Linked DNA regions of Mus musculus: regions 2, 3 and 4 are each linked to region 1. The links are chromatin loops, found by intact Hi-C in ENCODE. Cell type or tissue: heart. All regions are shown on one strand. Region 1 holds the start of Scoc (short coiled-coil protein). Region 2 holds the start of Elmod2 (ELMO/CED-12 domain containing 2). Region 3 overlaps Tbc1d9 (TBC1 domain family, member 9). Region 4 holds the start of Ndufb7 (NADH:ubiquinone oxidoreductase subunit B7).

What was found. A loop is a pair of places that touch in the nucleus more often than their neighbours do. Peaks named below come from ENCODE experiments on the same cell type or tissue, not always from the same donor. Only the 100,000 strongest peaks of a DNase experiment are listed, where the experiment ranks them.
Region 2: a loop joins it to region 1, with 6 times the contacts of the local background. A loop is called at or near these places in 14 of 42 quality-filtered maps.
Region 3: a loop joins it to region 1, with 4 times the contacts of the local background. A loop is called at or near these places in 2 of 42 quality-filtered maps.
Region 4: it touches region 1 in a loop (3-fold over the local background); 6 of 42 quality-filtered maps call a loop at or near these places.

Annotation. Positions count from the first base shown.
Region 1 is chr8:83,439,547-83,444,546 of GRCm38, reverse strand. Scoc (short coiled-coil protein) reads left to right here and starts at 1,885. Exons shown (of 4, transcript NM_019708.4): 1 at 1,885-2,125. In heart, no CTCF peak of the experiment used is centred here; a DNase peak (open chromatin) is centred at 1,976; H3K4me3 peaks cover 2,125 bases; H3K27ac peaks cover 1,771 bases.
Region 2 is chr8:83,330,558-83,335,557 of GRCm38, reverse strand. Elmod2 (ELMO/CED-12 domain containing 2) reads left to right here and starts at 3,072. Exons shown (of 9, transcript NM_178736.5): 1 at 3,072-3,208; 2 at 4,300-4,447. The coding sequence starts at 4,306. It overlaps Gm32327 (predicted gene, 32327), which reads right to left and starts at 2,939. Exons shown (of 2, transcript NR_168721.1): 1 at 2,508-2,939. In heart, no CTCF peak of the experiment used is centred here; a DNase peak (open chromatin) is centred at 2,977; H3K4me3 peaks cover 1,834 bases; H3K27ac peaks cover 1,104 bases; H3K27me3 peaks cover 696 bases.
Region 3 is chr8:83,166,970-83,171,969 of GRCm38, reverse strand. All of the region lies in intron 1 of Tbc1d9 (TBC1 domain family, member 9), which reads right to left. Among named protein-coding and RNA genes, the nearest start is that of Tbc1d9, 4.1 kb to the right of the region's middle. In heart, a CTCF peak has its summit at 2,086 (motif pointing right); no DNase peak of the experiment used is centred here; H3K27me3 peaks cover 382 bases.
Region 4 is chr8:83,563,968-83,568,967 of GRCm38, reverse strand. It overlaps Ndufb7 (NADH:ubiquinone oxidoreductase subunit B7), which reads right to left and starts at 2,210. Exons shown (of 3, transcript NM_025843.3): 1 at 2,038-2,210. The coding sequence starts at 2,149. In heart, CTCF peaks have their summits at 2,300 (motif pointing left) and 3,089; a DNase peak (open chromatin) is centred at 2,247; H3K4me3 peaks cover 2,035 bases; H3K27ac peaks cover 2,160 bases.

The DNA of each region.
Region 1 (5,000 bases):
ACCTAATTAAAATATTTTTCCACGACTGACCCCATGACTCACAGTTTGCTTGAAGTATGTATTTTAATTTCCAGTTATTCAGGAATTTCAAAATATCTCTTCTTGATTTCAAACTTAATTTCTAGGTAGGCAGAGAAAATAATTTGTATGATTCCAACTGTGTAAGCTATTCTAAATTTATTGATGTTTCTTTTCAGGCAACAGATCAGTTGGGGGGCTGGAGAGGTGATCAAGAACTGTTCCTATGTAGAGAACACAAGTTTGGGTCATAGCACCAATGCTGCATGGCTCACAAAAGTTTGTAACTCCAGCTCCAGAGAATCAGATAACACCCTGTTTGGGTTCAGAGGGCTCATCACTCATGTGCACACTGGCACACATGCACACACACATATACATACATATACACATACATATAATTAAAAAAAAAAGAAGGGGTTGGAGAGATAGTTCAGCAGTTAAGAGCACTGGCAGCTTTTCCAGAGGATCCAGGTTCAATTTCCAGCGCCTACATACATGGCAGCTCACAATGTCTGTAACTCCAGTTCCAGGAGATCCAACACTCTTTTCTGGCGTCCTCAGGCACCAGGTACCCAAGTGTTTCAGAGAAATAAATGCAAGTAAAATATACATACAATAAAAAATTAAAACCAAAAACAAATTTTCAGGCCCATTTCTATGACTGGCCCATGTGCATTTGAAAAGAAAGTGTGTTCTTCACTATCTTGGAAAATCCCATCCTTCTTTGAATGTTGCCCATATTCATTCTATTTTGTTGGCACTCCTCTTAGCGTTACCTGGGGTTTCCCTCTCTTCCCATATTCTCCTTCCTTCAAATCCTGAATTGTAGTCCAAGCCTAATACTTTCGTCTCAAACACTAAATGGTAGGTACTTTATTTATAAAGGATTACGGTCACGTGTTAGCAAATCCTGCTTGATTGGTTTAAGATACCCGGGAGTTGTAGAAATGGCTCAGAAGTTAACAGTACTTATTGCTCTTTCACGGGAAGCTGAGTTGAGTTCTCATCATCCTCACCAAATGGTTCACAGCCACCTGTAACCCCAATCCCAGGGGTCTGATTCCCTCTTCTGGCATCTGCAGGCACCTTGCACAGGCACAAGCAAGTACATACACACCGCTACATATTCATGCAATTAAAAATAGAACCTTATATAAGAAAGAAAAGCCAAGAAGAAAGTATTTGTAAGCTGGCCTCTACAGCTCAGAGGTTTTGATAAAGTCAAAGCAAGAATGCTTTGCAGGTAAGAATATACTGTGGTCACTGACCGCTAACAGCAAGATACTTGTTTCAAAGGTTAGGTTATAATGAAGTGTCACGAAAATCACCTAGCAACCCAAAGTCTGGCATTGTACATGTACACTTGAATAAGAAACACAATTTTAATTAAGCCTTGGGTTTTCTGAGACTGAGATCAGGAGACTGCTGATCTAAGGAATCATGACGTGGTCGGGTGAACGGAAGTTTAAAAATTGTCCTGAATATGGGGTACGAAGAGAAACATCCATTAATGGTATATGCTTTGTGCGTTATCTAATTTTAGAAGTGGGGAAAAAGGAAACCGTGCTTTTAGAATCGAGGGGGGAGGGCGCTGCACTGTTCTGCTCACTCTGTTCTTGAATGTGAACGAAATATCTCTCTCCTAGAGTCTGGTCACGGCAATTTCCAGAAATTCTGTCTCTGTTTCCCTCCCTCTCTCCCCGTCTCTCTTTTTTTAACCTAGAGTGACTTTCCACCCCACTTTCCAGGTTCCTGGCGAGACAAAAGATGCTCAGCGAGGACCGCTTTCTTAGGCGCATCTTCTCTTCTGCGCCGTGATTGGTCGCTGCTTTTTTAGGACACGCCCAAAAATCCTGATTGGTCGTCAATGCCCTTTTGTTAGGGCAAAGGTGGACCCCGGTGCTCTGCCACAGGCCTGTCGAGGCGTCCAGCAGCCAGTGCGCAGGCGTGCAATTTCCAGTTAGGATTGGTGGGAGGACGCCTCCTCGCTCGGCGCACGCTCCGTGGGCGGGAAGGGCGGGGCTGACGCTGTCAGTTGGTCGGAGAGCCGCGCGGCCTGAGGCTTCCTACCCATCCCGCCTCTTCCCGGCGCTTCAGACGCAAGGTGAGGCGGCTCGGGGCGGCGAGGGCTGGGCCTGGGAGACCGCCGAGGCCCTGTGGGGCGGGGCGGGATGGAACGGGAACCCGGGCGGCGGCCTGGGTGCTGGATTGCGGCGCCGCGAGGCCCGACATCCCGCCGAGCGCTGCGCAGCCACCTTCCCGGCCCCACGCCGCGGGCTCAGTGGGAAGAGCCCGGCGGTGCGGGACCGGGACGCCGTGGGGGTGCGATGGGACCGGGTAGTAGGAGAAGACGCTCTGCTGCCCGAGCTACCTTCCAGTTCGCCGCAATTCTTCTGCTTCAGCCTCTCGAGTGCTAGGATTGCTTTGCAGGCGTGGTGGCCCGTGCATGTCTGGGGTGGGACGTCTTTGCTAGAACCTGGGTTTGTTTCTTTGTCAGCTTTTCTCAGGCGTCCTGCGGAACAAATATTGAGGAGTAAGGTTTGGGAAGGAGAAATCATAGTTTCCCGAAAAGCCAAGGTTTCTGTTACACCACCAGAGACAGACGTCGCAATAGCCAGAAGGACAGAGGTCCCCAAACCGTTATCCGTTTCTGCGACTCAAAGCTGTGCGTAGGAATCCTAGTGTCTGTATGCTCCAATGATTAAACTGGATGCAGCTAGCTCCCCGGGGATCTAACTTAAGTTTGATCCTTATTGACGATGTAGTTCCTCGATTTCCATCGATTTTGAAAGCCCTAAAATGTCAAAGCAGAACATGAACAGATTAGAAACATCACACTGGAGTGGATGCAGATGAAATTTTATATTTGTTTTGTTTGTGGAAACGCCAAAGGAGTTGAGTTTTTCAAACTCAGTTTAGGACCTTAATAATATCTTGGCTATGAAACATGAGGCAAGGCCTCTAGCCTTTATAAGGCTTAGTATCCACATCTGTGAATTGCATTTTCTTTCTGTTGTGATAAAACTATATATGTAAAGTGTTCAGTGCATTCCTGTAGTGCATTGGACTTTTAAATTTAAAAAACTATTGCTGGTGAGTGGATGATGGATGGAAAACATTAATTGCAGGTTCAAGAGAAGTCTGGTGGTTGAGTTTGAAAGGATATTAGGGAAATGTCAAACTCATATCTGAGATGTTAAGGCCAGCCGAGGTGGAATGATGGGAAAAGCAGAGTGGACATTGACTATATCCTTGATTCTGGATGGACTACTGTGATGTGAATTAAGCCACTCTCAGATTAGGCCAGGAGTTCTAATATGAGGCCTTTGGCCACATGATTTTTCTAAAGTTTCTTCTGTGGTCAAAACAAGAGAGTAGAGATGAGAAGGTCTGTTAACATCTGTTGAATACTTACTAAGTACACAAACACATAGCTGGATGTATTAAATTCCCAGAACAAACCCATAAGATGCAGTTATTAGGCCCATTTTATGGATGAGGATGCTGAGGCTGAGATTTTTTTAATTATATATTTTCTTTTTTTATATTTCAAATGTTATCCCCTTTCCTAGTTTTCCCTCCGAAGATCTCCTCCCCCATCGCTCCCTAACCCACCTACTCCCATTCCTGGTCCTGGCATTCCCCTATACTGGGTCATAGAAACTTCACAGGACCAAGGGCCTCTCCTCCCATTGATGGCCGACTAGGCCATCCTTTGCTACGTATATAGCTAGAGCCACAAGTTCTACCCATGTGTTTTCTTTGGTGGTTTAGTTCCAAGGAACTTTGGGGTTACTGGTTAGTTCATATTGATGTTCCTCCTATGGGGCTTCAGTCTCCTTCAGTTCTCTGGGTATTTCTCTGGCTCCTTCATTGGGAACCTTGTGCTCAGTCCAAAGCATGACTATGAGCATCCACTTCTGTATTTGCCAGGCACTGGCAGAGCCTCACAGGAGACAGCCATATCAGGCTTCTGTCAGCAGGTTCTTGTTGGCAACTGCCTAGTGTCTGGGTTTGGTGATTGTTTATAGGATGGATCCCATAAACATGGGATGGGGCAGTCTCTGGATGGTCGTTCCTTCAGGTTCTGCTCTGAACTTTGTCTCTGTAACTCCTTCCTTGGGTATTTGGTTCCCCATTCTAAAAAGGAATGAAGTACCCACACTATGGTCTTCCTTCTTTGTGAGTTTCATGTGTTTTGCAAATTGTATCTTGGGTATTCTAAGTTTCTGGGCTAATATCCATTTATCAGTGTGTGAGATTAGATTACCTCACTCAGGATGATATCCTCCAGATCCATCCATTTACCTAAGAATTTCATAAATTCATTGTTTTTAATAACTGAGTAGTACTCCGTTGTGTAAATGTACCACATTTTCTGTATCCATTCTTCTGTTGAGGGACATCTGGGTTCTTTCCAGCTTCTGGCTATTATAAATAAGGCTGCTATGATCATAGTGGAGCATGTGTCCTTATTACCAGTTGGAACATCTTTTGGATATATGCCCAGGAGAGATATTGCTGGATCTTCCAGTAGTACTATGTCCAATTTTCTGAGGAACCACCAAACTGATTTCCAGAGTGGTTGTACCAGCTTGCAATCCCACCAGAAATGGAGGAGTGTTCCTCTTTCTTCACATCCTTGCCAGCATCTGCTATCACCTGAATTTTTGATCCTATCCATTCTGACTGGAGTGAAGTGGAATATCAGGGTTGTTTTGATTTGCATTTCCCTGATGATTAAGGATGTTGAACATTTTTTTCAGGTGCTTCTCAGCCATTCGGCATTCCTCAATTGAGAATTCTTTGTTTAGCTCTGTACCCCATTTTTAATAGGGCTATTTGATTTTTCAAGAGTCCAGCTTCTTGAGATCTTTGTATATATTGGATATTAGTCCCCTATCGGATTTAGGATTGGTAAAGATCCTTTCCCAATCAGTTTGGTGGTTCCTCAGAAAATTGGACATAGTACTACTGGA
Region 2 (5,000 bases), 110 kb after region 1:
TGTTTCTACTTCCATTTTTAGATCTTGGATGGTTTTGTTCAATTCCATTACCTGTTTGGTTGTGTTTTCCTGTAATTCTTTAAGGGATTTTTGTTTTTCCTCTTTAAGGACTTCTACCTGTTTAGCAGTGTTTTCCTATAATTCTTTAAGGACTTCTACTTGTTTAGCAGTGTTCTCCTGTATTTAAGTGAGTGTTTAATGCCTTTCTTAAAATCCTCTACCAGCATCATGAGATATGATTTTAAATCCGAGTCTTGCTTTTCGGGTGTGTTAGGGTATTGAGGACTCGCTGTTGTGGGTGTTCTGGGTTCTGATGATGTTGTGGATGTTCTGGTTCTGGAGCTTGTTCCTCCTGTGATTCTGTTAGCCTCTGTCAGCACTCCTGGGAGCCCAACTCTCACCTGAATCCCAGTGGTCAGAGCACTCTCTGCAGGCAAGCTCTCCTCTTCCAGGGAAGGTGTTCAGAAGTCTGGAGCTCTGATCCACCTCCTGTGTCCTGGGGTTAGAGCCCTCCCTGGAGGCGGGACTCTCCTCTGGCAAGGAAGGTGCCCAGGGGTCTGGGTCTCAACTCTGCCTCCAGTGATCCCAAAGTCCCAGGTGTAGAGTCCTCTGGGGACCTTGGCACCCTGTACTGGGTTCACGCTGAAGATGGTGCGCAGCTGGCTCTGACAGGAAAGAATTCCATCCTCTGGTAGGGCAGGGTTCCTTTGTCCCTGTTCCTGCTGGCACAAGACCCTCCAGGATTCTTTGAAATTGATTTTGCATTCTACTCACTAGTGATCCTGAGGCCCTTGGTGTGCTAGGGGGCCTGCATCGTGGAGAGTCCTCTAGGGACCTTGGGACCCTCTGCTGGGTTCGCGCCAAAGATGGTGTGTGGCTGGCCAAGAGATTTCTTTTACATTTTCCTACTCTAACAGAGAGCTGTGTACTTGACTGAGAACTTTTGCTGGTCTCTGGGTTTACCCCTACCCCATTAGATTTGATAACTCTTCCTTGATTGATCCTAAATTCTAATTCTTCCACTTTCAGGACATACCCATTTTCAAGATTTGCCAATCAGGGCCTGCTTGGTAACCTATAAATTTGGATACTCAAAGCTATAGAAACAGAACAGCTTACTGCAGGAGCATATAGAAGAAAGGCTGCCTCCAACACTCCCGGGGGATGGATTTGACTGGAGGCTCCCTGGTCCTTCTACTCTGGGCAGGGAGCTCACCTGAGGCTGCTCCAGGATATGGCCAGCAGCTGAGGCAGAGGGTTCATTTCTCCAAGAGTTTGCAGTCTGGCTAAGAAGGGAATTGTCTCTGCAGCTGCTTCCTGACTCCAAGACCCACTGCTGTGATACCTACTCTGATGTAGACTTCCAGACTTGCAGCTTCAGAGCCTTGAGTCCCAGCTTGGCCACCATGCTGGTCCAGTGACCTGCTAGAGCTGTATGCTTTCAGGAACTGAGAGTTCAAATGGCTCTGAATAGTAAAATCCTACATGGCAATCTGTTTAAACTAGTTTTTATCTTGTAAAGGCTGTTAATCCCAGAGTGTCAATAACACGTCTTTGTTGTCTGACCACTCCATTCTTAGAGGAGGGCGGGACAAGAACTTGACTGGAGACAGGGAGAGAGATGGTCTCCACGAAATATTTCACTCCCATGGGGCAAAGGTGGTGGCTTGTCTGCCCTTCATAGGTTTATGCTCTACAAGAAGAATCTACCTTTAAAATGGAAAGGCATGCCGGGCGTGGTGGTGCATGCCTTTAATCCCAGCACTCAGGAGGCAGAGTCAGGTGGATTTCTGAGTTCGAGGCCAGCCTGGTCTACAAAGTGACAGGACAGCCAGGGCTACACAGAGAAACCCTGTCTTGAAAAAAAGAAAAATTGGAAAGGCATGTACTGCGCACTTAATCAGACCTAACACGGAGATGGATGGGGCATAGACAAGACACTGGCTTGAATATTTTTGGAAGTATAAGGAACTAATAGTGGTTGGTCCTGACAAGGGGACCAAGGAGCCAGGAATCTTGTTTGGGTAGGAGGCTAAACTGTCTGTCTGTCTGTCTATCTATCTATCTATCTATCTATCTATCTATCTATCTATCTATCTATCTATCTACTTTTTTAGGCAGATCCTTAAGTAGCCTTGAACTGCAGATCTCCCTGCCCACATCACCCTCCAGCTGGCATGTAATTACAGGCATGCATGAGCGTGCCCAATTCAGGAATTTCTTTTGTTTCATTTTTAACTTCTTTTATATTTAGCCTTCTCTCCACTTGGCTCTTTCTTATCCAACCCACCAACCCCATTATTGTGCCATCAGCCTTTTGTAATACATTCCTAACCCAGGACTTCTACATTTACTGTCCTGTGGATCAGTCTTCCTCCTGAAGCTGGCCCAGCACACTCCCTCATCTCCTCTAGTAACGCTTATCCTTACTTTGCTGATTCCGCTGTATGTAATGATCCCTTCCCCTACTCCCTAATCCCCTTAATAACTTTGTTAGGCAGCTTCACCTGATACTATGCTTTTGCTGGTTGGTTTGGCGTGCGAGTCCCTTGTAGAAGACCACCTAGCACATAAAAACCATACTTTTGAGGTTTAAAAAAAAGGCACAGATTATTCCTCCAGTAGAAACGATGTTAAGAAATGAACGTTTGATGAATTAAGTGTTCCATGTTTGTTTTCAGAGGAAAAACTCGCAACTTCTCATTGCACACACTTAGTCACGCAAGTTCTTTTGCGTCATCCATAAAGTGCCTTCGACCCAAGTTTCCTTTGTGCCTCATAAAGATGGGAAATAATCACTTCGCAGATTAGGAAATGTAAGTGAAAGTGCTGTGGTCACGCCCGCGGTGGAAGAGTCCCGGAAAGCCCAGAGCAAAGTTCCCAGGCCGAGTCCACAGGGAACTCGTTGGCGCTGGGCTGGGAGTGCGGCCGCCGCCGTTGCCATGGGAACCGTCCAGCGTCTGGCGCGCCTGCCCGCGGGCCCCTCCTTCCGCGCCGGCGATAGGCTGAGAGCGAGCCAATCGGAAGAAGACGAAGAGGCGGGGCGCGGAGCCAAGAGACACCCCGCCCCCGCAGCCTCCGTGCGGACTTCCGGGTCGCGGTGTTCGCAGGGAGCGCTCCACGTAGAGCGTCGTTTCCGTTGCCGGTGTTTGCAGCTGGGGAAACCGAGGCAGTGCCAGCTTCCCCCTAGTTCTTCCGCTCCTGTGAGGTGGCTGCTGTTTTATTTTTCTCTCACTCTGAGTTGCTGGCGTGCGGCTGCGCAAGCCTCGCTGGCGTCCCGCGGATAACCCGCAGGGTGCGGGGGCCGTCGGGGCTTTGTGCAGCGTTCCCGCGCGCGAGAGGGGCGGGACGGCGCGGTGCCCACGGGGCTCGCACTCGGTTTCCCGAGGCCCTGGGGCTCGGCGGGACGGCCTGCCTGCGCCTGGCACTTCTGCCCGCTTCGTCCCGACAAGCGCCGACGGGATGACTCATTTTAAAGATCCTGATCCGCGTGTCTGGCACCGACACCTGGTGCCTTGCCTTGCGGGGATTTCGAATTTGACAGCTCCTCGGGCCCGGGCGCAGAGAGGGTGTGTCTGCGAATCCCAGGGCTGGAGTTCCCGGTATCCCTCCTCCCCTTCGTTTAGCACCCGAAAAGAGTTTTATTGCAAGATCAGTTATATCAAGTGTATAGATTTTGTGGGGTTTTTTGTTTTTTAACCTCTTGGTGTCTCTGCCCTTCACCTACTGACTAGAACAATGATGAATTCGTCAGGATGCCATCTGCTCGGTTTCCCAACCTGTATGCTTCAGTTTGTAAGCCACTTGTAGTGTTTTCATTTGTCGGAGTCAGCTGACAGGGACAGCTGGGCGCGCTCTCAACCAAGGCTGAGAAGAGCTCATTTTTTGGGAAGCCACATCTGATGTGTGGTAGATTTGAAATTGTTGCTCGGTTGGTCCTTTTATTCTTGAACTTCTTTGTTCCAAGTTTCAAGGGATGAAAAACGGAAGTATGAATCCAAAATATTAAATATAATATTTGGCAAAAATGAAATGTGGTTATTCTTTTTAGCGATTAAATAATTTGGCCAGTTATTTGGCTACTTTTTACATTTTTTTTTCAAGTGACCATTTGGCAAATCATTATTTAAGCTGTTGTATGTTATTTCCTTGCCTGATGAATTAAACACTCACAAAATAGACACAATGGAATAATATATTTCATTATCATTTGGGGAGTTGGATCAACTTAATTTCTTTTTCAGTTTTATAATTCCAGTTTGAGACCGTTAAGCTTGTGTGTTTATATCCTCTTTCCAGGGAAACATGTTCGTGTCTCTGTGGGAGTTTTTCTATGGACACTTTTTCCGATTTTGGATGAAATGGCTCTTACGGCAGATGACTGGGAAATGTGAATTGCAGCGAATTTTTGACACCTATGGAGGGGCACAGAGGACCTACAGAATAGGTAATACCTTCAAAATAAAGAAAATTCAACATTAATTATAACCTAACTGAATTCTTCTGCTCACCCCATGGGAGTTTGATTTGAGCGAGTCACTGCAGCTGAGTTTCTTAAGCTTTGTGGTCTTTAAGTTCTTTTCATTCTACTACTGACTATTGAATTGAGCACTGAATATATAAAAAGAAACTTCCTAAAACATCCCATATGTATCCAAAAAACGAGCCTTTTGGGTGTCTTAAAAATGTATCAGTTATTATTCAGATTATATTTTCAATTGTTTACTAGAAAATTATTCTCTCTTCCATTTGAAATTTTTACACAAATGTATGAGGTAAAGATTGAAGAGTACCCCCTGGAGCTCGTGTCTCTAGCTGCATATGAATCAGAAGATGGCCTAGTCGACCATCAGTGGAAAGAGAGGCCCATTGGTCGTGCAAACTTTATATGCCTCAGTACAGGGGAACGTCAGGGCCAAGAAGTGTGGGGGGGGGGTGAGGGGGGAGGGCATGGGGGACTTTTGGGATAGTACTGGAAATGTAAATGAAGAAAATACCTA
Region 3 (5,000 bases), 270 kb after region 1:
CAGGTGGATTTCTGAGTTCGAGGCCAGCCTAGTCTACAAAGTGAGTTCCAGGACAGCCAGGGCTATACAGAGAAACCCTGTCTCAAAAAAACAAAATAAAACAAAAAAAAAAAAAAAAAAAAAACAAAACAAAAAAATGTGTGTGTGTGTGTGTGTGTGTGTGTGTGTGTGTGTGTGTGTGTGTGTGCGCGCGCGCGCACGCGCACTACCAGCATACACTGCTAAGTCAAAAGTTGTTTTGTAATTTCCCTTTGTTTTTCCACTAAAAGAATACTGGATTACACATAGAAGTTGTAGCTTAAAGACCTTTTAACAAACATAACCTTAAGTAAAGAGTAGCTCGGCCAGGCTGTTGTGGCGCACACCTTTAATCCCAGCAATAGGGAGGCAGAGGCAAGCAGATCTCTGCAATTCAAGGCTAGCCTGGTCTACACAGTGAGTTCCAGGACAGCCAGGGCCACACAGAGAAACCTTGTCTTGAAAAAACAACAAACAAACAACAACAACAACTCTCACATCCCGCCACAGGGCAGTGGAGATAAAAAACAGAAAGTAGCCAATAGCATTTAGTAAAATAGTATGCTTATGCTCAAGACATGTGTGCCCTGACTGCACAAGCCGGCGAAAGCAAAGGCTTCCACATGCATAGGAAAAGGAACATTTGCTATTGCTAAGAAACAAGCCCCAAACACAAGATCATGTCAAAGCAAGCGGTCAGTTTGGTGTTGATTCTGATCCCAGGAGCAGGGAGGCTCAAGCTGAAGTATTGCCATGAGTTCAAGGTCAGCTTGGGCTGCACAGTGAGTACCAGGCCAGCCAGCTACATAGGAAAATCTCACAAAATTAAATTTACACGGAAAAAGCAGGGCTCAGAGGGCTAAAGTTGCTTACTCTGCAAGCCTAACAACCTAAACTCAATGCAGTTGAATCAGTCCCCAGAGCCCAGATGAGAAGAGTTCATAACTGCAAGGCTCCTGCAGCTCAGTGAAGGAAACGTCTCCCTCAGAAGCTCGGGTCAGTCAGCCTCCAGCGAGAAGCAGAGCAAAATCAGAAACAAAGGAGAGTCCTGCACGGCTTTCCCACCACCTGTAGCTCTTGTTGACCTGCCTGTTCACCTCATGAGTGAAGCGTCTGCCTGGCAGTGGGCCATGAACTGAGGGGTCTCTGTGTAGAGTAGAAGCTTCCTGTGCCTCCGGTTGCCAGGAGACAGCCTGTGCAGTTAAATGGACCTAGATTTTGTTTTGCACTAAAGTTTCTGTGACTTAATAAAGTTCTGTTAACCAACAAAAAAAAAAAAAAAAAAAAAAAGAAACAAAGGAGAGCAAGAAAACCAACTCCCAACAAGCGATTCTCTGACCTCCACTCACATGGTGGCACACGCTCATGTAACACACACACACACACACACACACACACACACACACACACACACAATGATAAATTTTAAGAAAGTAAAATTTCAAAAGGTAACATAACCACTAAGAAAATAAACCGTTATAACTGTCATAGAGAAGACTTAGGCAAGTCAGAAGACACAGGTGAGTTTCTTAAAATGAGTGAAGAACTCAACTTGCTAAGAGATTGCTGCAGTTACGAGTGTACAAATACATCTACTAACACCACCTCAGGACACACAAAAGAGAAAGGTGAGGGAGGAGGGGTCAAAGCTGTGCCTACAATGGGCACTCATACAAGCTCTCTGTGGGTACAGAATTCAACTTTATTTCTGATTATTTAAATGTCTTTCTTATTTATGTATTTATTTATGTATTTATTTATGTATTTATTTATGTATGTATTTATGTATGTATGTATTTATTTATTTAGAGACAGGCTTTCCCTGCCTGGCCTTAAACTCAGATCTGCCTGCCTCTGCCTCCCAAGTTGCTGGGATTCAAGGATGGCATTAAAGGTGTGCACCCCAACCCTCCCAGCCAGACTATGGTTTTAAAAGAAGGTAAGCTATGACATACTTGATCACTGAAGATACCAAACCTGACCAAGTGAAAAGCAGAAATGGCTTGCTCAGCAGCGTAGGCTTCATGCCCTTCTCAGAGTATGCCAATGCAGGAAGCATTCCCCACCAGTAGAGGGGGCTGTTTTTTCCTGTGGTGAATTTAAATTAATTCTAAAATATTATCAGTGTGAAAGTCAAAGGATGGTCAATAAGTTCCTAAAGAACAAGAAGTGAGGGAGTGTGCGTTCTACTTGATCTACTCTTATGAAAATACATTGTGGTATTTGTAGAAAATTTACTAACAGAGAGGGCAAAGCCCTGACTAAGCACACATATTTGGACTCTTGCTTTGTAATAAAAGCAGACCCCTGGGGTAGTGAGAGTACAATGAGCTTCTGGTAAATTATGCCAGATTAGGCATGCACACACACTCTTCTTAAGTAAGACTTGTCTTCTGCATCAGGTGATATGCAAAAATTAAACCCCAGTGAATGTTAGACATAAACTTGAAAGTTAAAGCTACAGAGTCTGTGGAAAATATTATCGATGATTACATTTTATCTTCTAGAAGGAGAAGAATAAGTTACTGGCCACCACAAAAGCCTTAATGTAAATAAAGAGGAATCTACAAAGGAATTGAATGTTAAAATGAAAAACCTGTTCTCATTAAGGAACTGAAAAAGCAAACAAGAAAATGGAGATCCTACTTAGACTCATGTCTAGAACTTTTAGTAGTCTCTACACGTTAGTAAGAAAAGGACAAGGCAACTCAGTTGAAAAAGGCTAAATGTTTCAGCAACCATGTCACAAAGTATTTCAAGATGGCCAATGAGTATGTAAGAATGTAATCGCTTTATCAGTTAGAAAAACTCAGCCACTCAGTATCACTAAAAACCAGAGAGAGAATGTGGCCACTGGTGCCATGAAGCAGCTACAAGTTGCAGAATCAGCCTTCAGGGACCCCAATGCGCCAGCCACCGAGGTTTCACCAGCAATGTAACTAATAGACAAGCAGATGATGAGCTGATGCTAGTACACTCATAAAGGGGTTTACACAAAGTAAACAGCCACAAGCAACAGTGTTTATAAATACCAAACAACACAGAGAACAATCTATGATTCCATATCATCCCTTTCTGAAAAAAGCAAAAGAAAAAAAAAGGAAAATATGAGAGACCTAAAAATATCATGGTTTAGGTCTATGTTCTTTGTTGGAAAAAACAAAACAAAACAAACAAACAAACAAACAAACAGAAGAAAAGCAGGATGTGTTGACCAAAAAGCATTGAGACAGCTTTTAGCTTTAAGGGCAGGTAAGAGTGTCAAATGAGGCTCGGCTGGGTGTTGGTACTAGTCCCCTCTTTTTGTCCTGGTGTGGGTTTGCAAAATTTTCACTTACTGGTAAATTCTTGGATTCTGCACCTTATTTTGTGCAATTTTATTTAAAAATACTTTAAATTTTTCAGTTAAAACTTCTTAAATAAGTATGTCAAATGCATGTATCACCTCACCAAAAGCTTTATCAATAACTATGGATTCACCTTTAATCTTAGCACTCAGGAAGCAGAAGTAGACAGATCCCTGAGCTCAAGGCCAGCCAGATAGATCTACAGGTGAATTCCAGGACACCCTGGGCTACACAGAGAAACCCTGCCTTAAAAAACAAAAGAAAACAAAAGCAAGCAAGCAAACCTGTGCATAGCATCTCCAGTGGAGACTAGCTGGGAGGACAGAGGAGGCAGGGCACGTCCATCCTTCTTTCTGGCAGGAGGCGGCTTCTTCCAGGATGGACCACCTCCTCCCTGGCTCCAGCGTGATTTGCTCTGGTGAAGTCACTGCTTTGTGTCTTTCAGGTCTAATTCACTGACAGACTTTCTTGCTTTGACTCAGCTAACCAACCCAGCCTCTGTCTTCCTAAGTGCTCAGTAAAGCCTCATCATTTGATGAAAGCTGAACTCTGCTTTTTGGCTGGTACCCTGCACACTAATAACTTTAAATGGCTTTATGATTTTTTTTTTGTCATCTCTCTTCTACTAAGCTGCAAGCATCATGACACTGACACTGCCAATAAACACTTGTTAATGATCTCACAATTTATGAATGAACCCCACTTTACTACATTGGAGACATAGTACAACTAACTACTTCCAAGATGCTCCTGCTAGGTTTGAGAAAGTACCGATGTACCAGACCAGGCATATCACCACCGTTGGTGAGAAGCAGCATTTGTTGGCAGGAATAGCCATACGCTCCAAGATCATTTCAATTGTTCCAGAAACAGCATCTACAAAAGCATCTAAAACATAGAATTTTTATCTTTGCAGACTAAGTCAATGACAGATTCTAAGTGGACAAGATGAGATGCCAATGGACTCCCAAACTGGAATTCTAAATATCAGACTACAATCAGAAGGTTAAGAAGATATACCTAGCCCCCTGACTAATTTTCACACCCTAGTGCAAGTGACTGGGAAAGATGAATACTTAGTGCATGATACAGAAACTCAAACTCAACATTTATTCATGTTTGTTGTCCTAGGCACATCCCCCAAACTACAATGTAAGTAACACATTAAAATACACAGTTCAAGACCATCTACAAAATGAACTGGAACATTCTGAGGCTGCTAGTCAGGATTCTGAGACTGCTAGCCAGGATTTTCACAACAAGATCTGCAACTCTACAGATTTTTCTATATCACTGTTTTTGTTTGTTTGTTTGTTGTTTTGTTTTGTTTTGTTTTGTTTTGTTTTAAGGTGTAAAGAACATCAGGTCACCTACAAGCCATTGCTTGCGTTAGCCAAATATTTCAAACATAAGCACGCTAGCATATGCTGTACTGGAAAACATCTGAATTTTAATGTGAAAAAAAGCAGTTTATAAACATCACAGTTATGTCTTCACCTCATCAAGAACTATCCTCTCACAGCGGGCACTGTGGGAGCAATTTACCTAACACTCAAACTCTGGGAAATGCGGTCCCAACCCCGAAGATGTCAGCAGTCCATCCCATGTCTGCAGTCTCTCTCCTAGTAAACCATC
Region 4 (5,000 bases), 120 kb before region 1:
GGGGCCAAAGCCTTGAGGCAGCAGGCACCTTTCCTGCTTCCGGGTTTTGACCTAAGCTCAGGGAAAGGTAGAGCTGTCCTTGACAGTGACTGGGAAGGTGAGCACGGTAGGCTTAAGGGGAGGACAGAGCTGAGACTCAAAGAGTACAAGACAGACATTGAAGACAGAGGGGTACAGCCAGCAATCTCGGCACTCAGGAGCCTGAGGTAAGAGTTTTGAGACTAGCCTGTGCTACACAGCAAGATCCTGTCTCAAAAGGAAAATAAAACCCAGGCTGGGCTTGTTGGCTTACTCCTGTGATCTCAACACTCAGAGGTTGGCCAGCCTGTGCTACAGAGTGAAACCCTATCTTAAAAATTAAGGTGTCAGTGGAAGGGGGTGGTGGCTCCTGGGGGAGGAAAGGGGATGTGATTTCAGGAGGACACTCTGCAGACTTCTGGCCGTCAATGCACACGAGTGCTCACATACACATGTACCACTAATAAAGCCCTAAAATTCAGAAAACAAAAGTCAGCAATGTCATTTATAAGTTCAAGGTTAAGGCTCCCCTTGGAGATCAAGTGGACAGCACTGGTGTACACCACACAGTTGTGAGCTGCCTCCAGGGCAGAACAAAGGAGGCAGCAGCTTCAAGGCAGTCAAGGGAGCCGAGGAACAATCAGTGAGAGTGCGCAGGGAAGTGGAGGTGAGCAAGGTAGAGGTGGGGAATGACAGGTGGAGCTGGGGCTGGCTGGGAGCCTTGAGAGGAGCCCTTCAGTAACGGGGATTTTTATACTTAGGTTTTGAGACAGGATTGCTATCCATCCCAGGAACTCATGATGTTCCTGTGGGGGTGTTTCAAAACCATGGACAGGAGCCTGATGAGAGGTTCGGGAGCAGGATCCTTTCATTGTAGAGGGTGGATGGAGGATATAAAGGGGTGTGTGTGTGTGTGTGGGGGGGGGTTCACCTGGAATGGGGACTCCGCCAGGCTAGGGACAAGTCATTTGGAAGGAGTTTGGAGATGCATGGGTGTGGGAGCAGGAGCTACTCTTGCTTTCTCACAAGAGCTTGCCTAAGATGAAGAGGCAGTGAAGAACTATAGAAGCAACAATGTAGGCTATAGCATCCCTGAGCACCACTGGGCCTATGAGCTCTGTGCTCCCGAGGCCAAAGGGAAAGGACTGTGAGTTAGAGACTAGTCTGACTCAAAAATAAGAAGGGGGTCTGGAGTGAGGAAGCAACTTGGAGACCAGGTCAGCAGGGCCAGCTGAGTTTTACCAGGGTTTTGGATTAGCCAAGCAAGAGAGGCGGCCAGGGAGTGCTGTATTTTCAAAATGACTATGGGCAAAGCAGGGTGTCAGGTGGGTAAATGTTCTGCAGATTCAGTACTGACGGAGCCATCTTCTAGTCGACACTACAACCTTTTGGTAAGGCAAGTCATTTGTGTCTTTCCCCTGCTTACAAGTGGGGCTCTGTCCCTCCCTGGTACCAGCTTCATCAATCTCATATACACCCCTTTTAGCCTGTGCTTCTACACTCTTAAATTTGCTTCCCAGATCTTTTTGGACACGCTGCTTTGTCCAGGGGGCTCCCTGAAGACAGCGCCAGTGGCTCTCTGCTACCCTGGGGCATCCCAAGTGCCAAACTAGGACTTTGTCCAGAGCTGTCACTCTGATTTTCCTATACAGGAAGAATGAGAACCTTGCGAGTACACACAGGCCTTGGGTTCCTCCCCCAGCACCATCACACTAGACAGGACAAGGAGCATGATCGCTCCAGCCCCCCAACCTTGTATTATTGTACGTAACCAAATGCTAGTGACAATGTATGGAGATGCAAAGAACATGTCCTAGGCTCCGCGCTGTGCCCAGGACGAAGTGCACCGGGGCAGTCTCATCTTCCCGTTCTCTGCTGTCTCGTCCCAGCCTTTTGCTTTAGCCATCCCCGCACAGCCTCCACACTCAAGGAGGTCGCCCTCCCGACTCGACCCGGCCCTCCGCAAGCAGGCAGCTGAGTTCCGCGGGATCTGCGGTCGCGCCTGCGCACTGAGCTCACCTCGCTCCTTGCGCTCCGGAAAGCCGAGGTCCGGCGGGAAGCTGGGTATCTTCTCGGGGTCAGGCTCCACCGAGGCATCCCACAGATAGCGCCGGGTCAGGTGCGCCCCCATGGCTACTCTGCCTTACCCTTCTTTAGTAGCCGGGGTCACCTCGCTCCCACCTGGAAGCACTGCCCCTTCAGTGTCTTCCGGGTCATCTAGGCTGCGGCGGGGGTCATAGAGATGAACGATGGAACGCTTCCTGGCTCGCTGACACCCCCTGGCGGTGTGGAGGAGACAGAGCGGGTGCGGCGAACGCCAGTTGGCTAGAAGGCCAGGCTGGCCAGGGAGTTGCAGGGAGGAGTGCGGGTGTGGAAGCGGGGAGGTGGCAGGGTCCCCTGTGCTCTGCCCAGTGCTAGGATTATAAATGTGTGCCACCAAGCCTGCTGTATACATGTGTATACATGGGTACTGTGGACACCCTGGACCGAACCATCTTCCGCGTTCCTCTTCCTCCTCCTCTTTTTTTTTTTTTTCTTAAATTAATTTTTTTTTCTGGTTTTAGGATAGACCCCCAGGCCTAGCATATGGTAGATAAGTGCTTTCCCACAGATATACACTACCATTTCCAACACTCGAACTTCCAAACACTTTCCCTAGGTTTGTCGGTGTGAGTGCACATACGTAGGTGTGCTTATGAGTGCATTTGGTGGTCAGAGGTCAATTTCTGGGGTCATTACTCTGTCTCTGTCCAACTTGTTTGAGACACTGTCTCCCACTGGCTTTGAACCCTTCAAGTAGGTGAGGCTGGCTGTCTAGAAGGCCCGAGAGATTTAACCGGGCACCCTGTCTGTGGTTCTGGAATTTCAAGCGTGTGCCCCCACACCAGGAGTTTTCTTACATGGGGTTTGGGGACTGAATTGAGTTCTTTATGTTGGTAAAGCAATCACAGTAATGACTGAGCCCTCCTTCCAGTCGTTGTTCTTCTAAAATGAATACTTTGTGATCCTGGTCTAGAACATGGTAAATGAAGGCTTTACCACTGAAGCCTGTCCGTAGTGCCCAATCCTGACCAGAGAGGGCGCAGCCAACCTGATGGTCTTAAAAGCTCTTGGTCTAGAGCTTCTGAAGGAACCACTCTCTTCCTTGCTCCTAAGTGTCTGTCAGGGTGTGTCCTCTCTTGGCTTGCTCTCTCCTCTCATCCAGGACAGCTTATTTGACTCAGACTAAGCACACCTCTCTGTTCAGAGCTCCCCAAGGCGGGCTGGTCTGTAAGCCCCAGGGATCCTCTTGTCTTTGTCTCCTCTGGGCTGCCATGCCCAGCGTCTGTTTTACATGGTATTTTAGTTAGGGTTTCCATTGCTGTGATGAAATACCACCAGAAGCCATTTGGGGAGGTAAGTGTTTTACTTCCCGGTCTGGAATGCAGTATGTCCTGACGGGAATGTCCTGATGGGAAGTCAGGACAGGAACACAGACCCTGGAGGCAGGAACTGACACAGTGGCCACCCAGGAGTGCTGCTTACTGGCATTCTCAGGCTGCTTTCTTTTCTTTGTATAGGGTTTCTCTGTATAGCCCTGGCTGTCTTGGAACTCACTTTGTAGACCAGGCTGGCCTCGAACTCAGAAATCCGCCTGCCTCTGCCTCCCAAGTGCTGGGATTAAAGGCATGCGCCACCACCGCCTGGCTCAGGCTGCTTTCTTTTAGTACCCATGGCCACCACCTCAGGGGTTACACCACATGTCAACCACTAAATAAAATGTACAAAAAAAAAAAGGAAAAAAAAAAAAGAGAAGAAAAGAAAAAGAAAGAAAGAAAATGTACTCCAGACTTGCCTTTGGCCAATCTGGTGGGGTGTTTTCTCAGCTGAGGCTCTCTCTTCCACAGTGACTCTAACCTATGTCAAGTTGACATAAAAAGCAGGTAGCACAGTGTGGCTTCTTGAGATCAAACATAGGTCTTTGCCTTTGTGAGACAGTACTTTAAAACTGAGTGGCTTAGTTAGGGTTTTATCACTGTGAAGAAACAAAGAAAACATTTAATTGGGGCTGGTTTATGGTTTCAGAGGTTCAGTCTGTTATCATCATGGTGGGAAGCATGGCAGCATCCAGGCAGGCCTGGTGCTGGAGAAGGAGCTGAGCGTTCTGCACCTTGGTCTGAAGGCAGCCAGGAGGAGCCTCTCTTCTCCACTGGACAGAGCTTGAGCACATACATGTTGTCTTTCCCCCTCCCTGTCTCTCTTTCTTGTCTATGTCTCTGTGACGTGCAAACACTCTGTCTTTGTGTCAGACATATACTCTGTGTCTCTGTCTCCATGTACACACACACAATTCACGTGTCGGTCTCTCTGTGTCTGATACACAAACCTCTGTCTCTCTTGGCGTCTCTCATACATGCCCCATGTCTCGTTCTCCGTTCTCACCCCCGTGTCTTATTCTCTGTTTGTCTCTGTCACACATACTCTGTCTCTGTTTCACACATATTATCACATTCTGTGTCCTACACATACTCATTCACACTCTGTCTCTCTGAGCATGTCACACACACTCTTTCGTTCTGTCTTTGCTTATCTCTGTTATACACTTCCTGTCTCTGTCTGTCTGTCTGTCTATCCCCTCAGTCTCTGGATCTCAGTCTGTGTCACACACACACACACACACACACACACACACACACACACACACACACACACACACACAAACACACACACACACACACTGTCTTTTGTATTTCTATGTTCTCCCTTTCTTGTTAGTTTGTCCTCTCTCTCTCTCTCTCTCCCTCTCTCTCTCTCTTTCTCTCTCTCTCTCTTTCTCTCTCTCTCTCTCTCTCTCTCTCTCTCTCCTTTTTTGTATTTCTGAGACAGGATTTCCTCTGTGTAGCCATGGCTTTCCTGGAATTCCCTCTGCAGACCAGCCTGGCCTCAAACTCAGACATCTGCCTGCCTCTGCCTCCCAACTGCTGGGATTAAAGGGGTGCGAT